Linked DNA regions of Homo sapiens: all the other regions are linked to region 1. A link is an interaction called in ENCODE POLR2A ChIA-PET data of the cell type or tissue named here. Cell type or tissue: GM12878. All regions are shown on one strand. Region 1 has its middle 45 kb from the start of EML4. Region 2 holds the start of LINC02898 (long intergenic non-protein coding RNA 2898). Region 3 overlaps EML4 (EMAP like 4).

Region 1 (2,500 bases):
CAATCTACCCGCCTCAGCCTCCCAAAGTGCTGGGATTACAGGCGTGAGTCACTGTGCCAGGCCCCACCATTAGTTTTATAAATCAAGATATAACATGTGTTATGAACTTCTGTGGTACTGCCTTTTTAAGAGCTCATCATCCCTGAAAATCATTCAAACCCTTCAACATGGCAACAGCCCTCCTGGACATTTCTACAAAGGAAATAATTAAAAAGAAGAAAAGAAATCTTTGCATGCACTAGATGTTTATAGAAGAACCACTTATAATAGTTATGGCCAGCTCACGCCCATAATTCCAGCACTTTGGGAGGCCAAGGTGGGCAGATCATGAGGTCAGGAGATTAAGACCATCCTGGCCGACATGGTGAAACCCTGTCTCTACTAAAAATACAAAAATTAGCTGGGTGGGGTGGCGCCTGCCTGTAGTCCCAGCTACTCGGGAGGCTGAGACAGGAGAATCGCCTGAACCAGGGAGATGGAGGTTGCAGTGAGCCGAGATCATGCCATGCACTCCAGCCTGGTGACAGAGCGAGACTCCATCTCAAAAAATAAAAAATAAAAAAAGAACCACTTATAATAGTTAAAAACTGGAAATAACTTAATGCGTAGCAGCAGGGGAAATGATTAAACAAGTTATGGCATATCCATGGGAAACCACGAAGCCACAAAAAAAGATCATTAGGAAGACTATGTAAGGACAAGAAAGTGTTTATTAAGTGATGTTAAACAAAAAGTGGAACACAAAAATTACATGAACATTATAATTATGCTTACATAAAATATTTCTATATCTGACTGAAGACTGGAAGAAAATCTGGGAGAAAAGAAAGTGGTTGTGGTAAGTGGCAGAAATATGACTGATGTTTTTCTTTTTGAATACTTTTAGTGTTGTTGTAGACTTGTCTTAGTAATAAATAGCTCTTTTTTGGAAAAAAAAAAAAAAAAGGATAGCCAAGCCGTAACTTGTTGTGTTTGCTTTTTACTTAGGGCAGTAACTGAGAAAACATTTCAAACATAGAGGAAGTCACATCAGCAACTATGAAGTGTTGAGGTCAAAATATGACGTTTCAATAATGAGGACAGTCAGGTGGAGAGATCTGAAGATAACAGATACAGGAATACAGGAAATGGGTCAAAGAAGACAGTTTTGGGGGTAGGATTTGCATTGCTGAATACTTACGAAAAGAAACAAACTCACAGGCTTACAGGCTTAGATTTATTAGTCTATATTAGGGCTGAGGATACCTGTGAACCAAAAATAAATAAATAAATAAAAACAGAGAGAGAAAGTGTGTGTCAAAGAGATGCCTCATTAGCCTTTCTCTTTATCTCTATGGAATGTCAAAGAGATAATGTCATCTCTAAGACATTAATTGTCCACTTTTTTCAACTGATCCTCTCCCTGGAGGCAGCTGAGCAACTCACTTGGAGGAACGATTCAAATCATTCCTGATTTTTAAGAATTAATCCTTAACCAAGTTAATTAATCATAGTGTACCAGCACTTGGAATCACTCAAACAAAACAGCCTTTACATATAGGAGATGCATCCACCCCAAGCTTTTCTTCACCCATAATCTTGCCTCAAACTTGTGTGGGTAGCTCAGGGCAAAATCTGGTTTCTGGCTGCCAATGGCATGCATTAATGGAGAGAAGCAGGCTGACAGTGCAGCCTGGGAAGGTTTCTGTAGAAAAGCCTGTGTGCTAGAGTTAATTACAGCCTGATTTAAATCTTAGATTGTGGAGGGACCATGAAAAAGGCAGACTGATGAATACTATGTGGTCAGATAAACCCAGATACTTAGATCTCTCAAAAGGAAAAAGAAAAACCCTAGAATCATCTTCTGGGTACAGACAGTGCGGTAGGTCCAGTGAAAATTATAAGGTTTGGGTTAGATGGGGCTCCTGCCCACAACCCAAAACAGTGTATTCAGGGGACAAAAGAGAAATGCAGACAGAATCCAAGTCAATAAACACATGTCACAGAACAAAATATAAGTAGCTATGATATGCTAAAAAATAGCAATAAACTGGCCAGGCGCAGTGGCTCATGCCTGTAATCCCAGCACTTTGGGAGGCTGAGGCGGGCAGATCATCTGAGGTCGGGAGTTCGAGACCAGACTGACCAACATGGAGAAACCCCATCTCTACTAAAAATACAAAATTAGCTGGGTGCGGTGGCGCATGCCTGTAATCCCAGCTACTTGGGAGGCTGAGGCAGGAGAATTGCTTGAACCCGGGAGGCAGAGGTTGTGTTGAGCCGAGATCATGCCATTGCATTCCAGTCTGGGCAACAAGAGCGAAACTCTGCCTCAAAAAAAGAAAAAAAAAGAAAAAAGAAAAAAAAACCTGTATATATATACAGCAATAAACTTTGACTTAGGAAGCCTGGGTTTAAATCCCAGCCATGGCCGGGGGCAGTGGCTCACACCTGTAATCCCAGCACTTTGGGAGGCTGAGGTGGGCAGATTACCTGAGGTCAGGAGTTCGAGACCAGCCTG
Region 2 (2,500 bases), 170 kb after region 1:
TCCTCTCCTGAGCACTCCTGAGCGAAGAGCCAAGCCAGGGTAAGCCTGTGCATATAAGGCCTCAATTTTAGATTAGATTCCCAAATTTAATTTCCTATTCCTTAATTTAATTCTGCATTTTAGTTTTGTTTTTATTATTTACATGGGTTCCCTTTAATGATTCCAAATTGCTGCTGCCCTCTAGCAGAATTTTGTCTTATGTTAACTTCTTGAAAACTGATCAGCATTGGAGTTTATTCCACGCTGGGTTTAGTTATTTTCTGAAACGAAGCACAATTAAATTAGAATAATGAACATGCTCTTTAGAGGATTAATTCATAATTAGCAGGCCATGTGCTACAGCTCACAGAAGAAAGGGCACAAGGATCGAAAGCTGTTTTTTTCTGCCTAAATATGAAAAGTACATTCTGCAGAGCAGAACAAATCAGCTAATGACATCCAGAGCGCTGGCCAGCCCCAGAGCAGCATGGAGCTGGCACCTTGAGTTAGCGCAATCCCCACCGATGCTGCTGCCTACCTTTCCTCCCCGAGAAGGCTGGCAGCGGGCAATTTGCCTGGCTCTTCTCTCCTCAGCACAGCTGATAGAAGCCACTGTGGACCTCCTAAATTCTACCCCCAGGAAGCCCCAAACTCCACAGCCTGTGGCTTCACAAGCTTCATCCTCAGAGCTTCCTACAGCCCATTCACTCATTCATTCTTTCATCCAAGGAATGTTTTACTAGCTCCTGCTATACACCAGGCATCCATGGGATGGCCCACCCTCGGGATACATCAGGGAAGAAAACATACAAAGACCCCTACCCTTTTGGAAGTTATACTTGAGCAGGCAGAGACAGACAATAAATGGTAAAAATAATAAGTAAATTATGTATTATGTTAGAAGGTGATGAGTGCTAAAGAGGAAGGGGGGTTGAGAGTGGTGTGTGTGTGTGTGTGTGTGTGTGTGTGTGCGCGCGTGCCTGTGTGCTTTGCAGTTTTAAATAGGATGGGTCATGGTAGGCTTATGGGGAAGGTTTCAATTGAGCGAAGACTTGAAGGAAGTGAGAAAGTGAGTCACTTTCAAGCAAGTCACCCAGGTCAAGCCTGTTCTAGAAGAAACAACTATAGCAAAAGCCCTAAGGTTGGAGTGTGGCTGGTGAGTTCGGGAAGGATGGGGCCAGTGGGGGCTGAATGGAGGGAGTGAGTGGGAGATGAGGGGGACCCCATCAAGTGGGGCCTTGGGTTTTTCTCCGAGAGAACTGAAAGTCAGGGCAGGGTTCTGAGCACAGGCAGGACGTGGTCTTTTACTAAAGGATCTCTGGCTGCTGGCTGAGAACAGACTTTACAGGGTCAGGTAGATGGAAGGATGGAAGGTGGGAGACCTGTCAGAAGGCTCACAGCTTAGGCCTCTGAAACTCCAGCCCCAGGTTTTCCCATACCATGTTCTCTGGGCCTGCCAAAGTGCTGAGCTCAGGCCTCAGAACCAGGCACAGAGGCTTAGAGTCTCCTGCAGTCCCCTTTCTCCCAGAAGGACCAGTATATTTATTTTTTTATTTTTTTTATTTTTTAAACAGCCAGAGCTCACACATGGTGAGGATGTCCAGACCATTATTCCTCGATTGGGCCTGGAGACCCCTCTGCAGCCCCTCCCAATCTCTCCCACTGACCTACGGACCAGAAGGCTGGATTTTGCAATGGAAGGGAACTTGCAGGCAGCAGACAGCTCTGCACTGTCCCTTTGATTTTCCTCAGGCACCTCTGAGAGGGAGACACACTCTCAGCCAAGTACCCAACAAGGGACATGAGAAGGCTTCTGCTGTGCAGCTGCCAGAGAAACAGGGGACAGATCAAAGCAGGAGAGGACCAACATCTGCGGTAACCAAAGCAAGGACAAGGTACAAACACATTGAATGAATAAATAAGCAGATGAATGACTGATGGGTGGGGGGAATGAATGATTAATGCATAAATGAATGATTGATGAATAAACAAATGTATAGCCTGGAGCTGGCTCCTGCTCCCTGCTCTTTGGGTATCTTCTCTACTGGGAACCGAAGATTAAAGATGCTCCCGTGACCTTCACCTCTGGAATTCCCTGCTGGAGTTGGGATTACACCTGCTTCTGAGCCCAGAGGTTGGGGAGGCTTTGGCTTAGGATCGGTGGCCCAAGGCTGCAGAGATGTGCTGGCGGAAGGAGGCTGGAAGCAACTGGGGCTGGTCTGGAAGACCCCTGGGCAGCTTGTAGGTTCTGAGTGCGGAGAACTCCAAGGATCTGAGAGGAGAGAAGGGTGTGTTGGGAAGAGGGGAAAAGGAGTGGTTTAGTTTTTCCTTCCTGGTTCTACACGGGACATTCTGCAGATGCTGGGCCTTGGGTTGGTCTCATTCTAGGGCCTGTAAAGATACAGAAGTCTGTCTCAATGGAGCATTTGACTGTATTATCCCAAAAGGCAGGAAGATTTCGGTAATCGAAATTGTCAGAAGCTTCCCCAAAAGGGGCAGGCTGGTGAAGACTTTAGCTCAG
Region 3 (2,500 bases), 170 kb before region 1:
AAATTAAAAAGTTATATATCAACTCCCCAAATCCTTGTGACTTAAGCAAGGATGGAGCTCATCTATAGTAGAACAGAATAAGGTCAAGACAGGGAGAAGAGGAGAGACAGTCAACCCGTAATCCGGCCCCTGAATCAAGTCATTTCTGAGTCAAAATCTCCCTCTGACCTTTACTAGAGGTTTTCTCTTCCTCCCTAAACAGGAGTCAATACATCCTCTGTTTTGATTAAGTTAACTTTATTTTTATTATTTTTTGAGACGAAGTCTTGCTCTGTCGCCCAGGCTGGAGTGCAATGGCGTGATCTCGGGTCACTGCAACCTCTGCCTCCAGGGTTCAAGCAATTCTCCTGCCTCAGCCTCCAGGGTAGCTGGGGTTACAAGCAACTGCCACCATACCCGGCTATTTTTTTTTTTTTTTTTTTTTTTTTGTATTTTTAGTAGAGATGGGGCTTCACGATGTTGGCCGGGGTGGTCTTGAACTCCTGACATCTAATGATCTACCCACTTTGGTCTCCCAAAGTGCTGAGATTACAGGTGTGAGTGACTACCCCTGGCCAGATTAAGTTAATTTCAATTGTTTTGCAGTCGCTTGTACTAGAAAGTGCTATAATGCAGATATTTGGGACACGGTGTTTAGAGAACTTCCTGACTACCTGGATGTGAGAAGTGAGGTAAAAAGAGCCATGAATGATGTCCAAGTTTCTAGCTTAGGTAGCTAGGTGAAATGCGGAGTCAATCACTAAGGGATGAAACTGGTGGTTGGGGGCTAGGAAAGATGATTATGTACAGATTTGAACATGGTGATTTTCATTTGTGGTAGAGGACATTCAAATAAAGATGTCTAGGATGCAACTAGAAATATGAGTTAAACCTGTTAGAGATCTGGGCTGGAGATAACTGATACGGGACTCAGCAGATAGAAAATGAGGCCATGGGAGCAGCATATAGTATCAGTGGAGCATGTGGAATAAAACTCTGAAGAACACCAACATTTAAAGTCCTGGAAAGGAGATCGAGAAATCGCCAGTAGGAGGAAAACCACAAGACTTCATCTGGTAAACCTTACTATGAAGAATCAAAATTGATATATTTCATTTTCATGCAACTTCCCTATGTTTCAATGTTAAATTACTCTGAATAACTGGAAGTCAATCTATATCTTCATTTATGTTTTTTAAAGTTTGAGGTTTTCTGACAACTTATATTCCTTTTAAGTACAATCAAATCTACTTCTTTCAAAATGTTAAGTTAAACATCACATCATCTTTCTGCCCAACAAGCTAAAAGCTTGAAGCTTACTCAAAACAAAACTGTTAAGAGAGGAGTTGGAGAGTAATGTGATGTTATTTAAGAGTATGGCAAATATTACACAGACTTTTTAAAGCCATTCTATCACTTTGAATCTTTTTAAATGCCTGTCAGAGGGAGAAGTCCATTTCTGGCTCATATAAACCCAGCTTCAATGCATTTTACATTCTTCTCTTACAACGTACAGCTTGATCTACACAGAGATCAACCCTTGTACTGTAAAGAGTTATAATGCAATTATAGCAATTATAAATGCTATTGAATTTTCTAAAATAATCCTACAAACACAATTAAGACCAAAAAACTTAACATAAGCCCTTCAGTTACATCAGTCGTATTCCTACTGAATTTTTCCTCTAGATTTCTAAAGCTTTAAAGATGGAATGAAATTACATGTTTTATTAAAGAAGAAAACCAAGAAGTGTGTTCAGTCTTAATTATGAGATCACACATCCATCTACTCTGGCATTTCAGGACTATAGTAATGTCTGAAATATTGAAATTGCTTCAAGTTGCTTGACTATTTTATCTTGTATAACTATAGTGTTAATATCTTAACGATTATGACAAATCACTAAATTTGCTGAATTTGGCTAGTAGATCTGCTTTTGCGACTTACGAATAGATAGTTCTAATACCAATATAGTTCCAAATACCTGCAAAACAAGTAACGTACTCTAAAACACAATACTCGGTTTTTTAAAAATTTACCTTTATTTCTGCTCCTTTTGCTTTCTTCTGCCAGTCCCATACAGTAAGCATATGCTCATTGGAGTCATCAATAATACATAAATGAACACCTGAATCCTAAAGAAAAGTCAATCAGAGGCATTTTAAAATTCACTGATAGGGCTAACATTCTAAGAAAGAAATACCATCTTATTAAAACTGCAAATAGTAAGATAACCCAAAATCCTTTAAACTCATCGCTCTCTGAAACATAATGAATACACTATTTACTACAATTGTATTTTCCTCAAAAATATAAAGATTCTTTTACAAAATATTCTATTTAAATCCCCTCATCCCTCCAGGTTATTTCCACTTGCCATCTAGTCACTCCTATTATTCAGAGATAGTGACTAATTTTGAGGCTATCCTAGTCCCTTCTGCATCTTATGCTTCCTTCTTGCTGCCTGTATTAAGCTATTTTTCCTTGTGGTAGGTAAGAAGAAATGTACACAATTTCATA

Evidence for each region. ChIA-PET counts read pairs that join two places held together with the same protein. Peaks named below come from ENCODE experiments on the same cell type or tissue, not always from the same donor. Only the 100,000 strongest peaks of a DNase experiment are listed, where the experiment ranks them.
Region 2: POLR2A ChIA-PET joins it to region 1 with 5 read pairs; 2 of 35 experiments call an interaction of 5 or more read pairs at or near these places.
Region 3: POLR2A ChIA-PET joins it to region 1 with 5 read pairs; 4 of 35 experiments call an interaction of 5 or more read pairs at or near these places.

Annotation. Positions count from the first base shown.
Region 1 is chr2:42,122,783-42,125,282 of GRCh38, reverse strand. No RefSeq gene overlaps it. Among named protein-coding and RNA genes, the nearest start is that of EML4, 45 kb to the left of the region's middle. RefSeq lists a silencer at 828-1,028. In GM12878, no CTCF peak of the experiment used is centred here; a DNase peak (open chromatin) is centred at 1,062; H3K27ac peaks cover 652 bases.
Region 2 is chr2:41,952,362-41,954,861 of GRCh38, reverse strand. LINC02898 (long intergenic non-protein coding RNA 2898) reads left to right here and starts at 1,056. Exons shown (of 4, transcript NR_161189.1): 1 at 1,056-1,135; 2 at 1,554-1,874. LOC124905996 (a long non-coding RNA gene) reads right to left here. Exons shown (of 3, transcript XR_007086296.1): 3 at 1,813-2,251. RefSeq lists an enhancer at 1,181-1,320. In GM12878, no CTCF peak of the experiment used is centred here; a DNase peak (open chromatin) is centred at 1,011; H3K4me3 peaks cover 406 bases; H3K27ac peaks cover 873 bases.
Region 3 is chr2:42,287,842-42,290,341 of GRCh38, reverse strand. It overlaps EML4 (EMAP like 4), which reads right to left. Exons shown (of 23, transcript NM_019063.5): 11 at 2,020-2,115. Among named protein-coding and RNA genes, the nearest start is that of COX7A2L, 72 kb to the left of the region's middle. In GM12878, no CTCF peak of the experiment used is centred here; no DNase peak of the experiment used is centred here.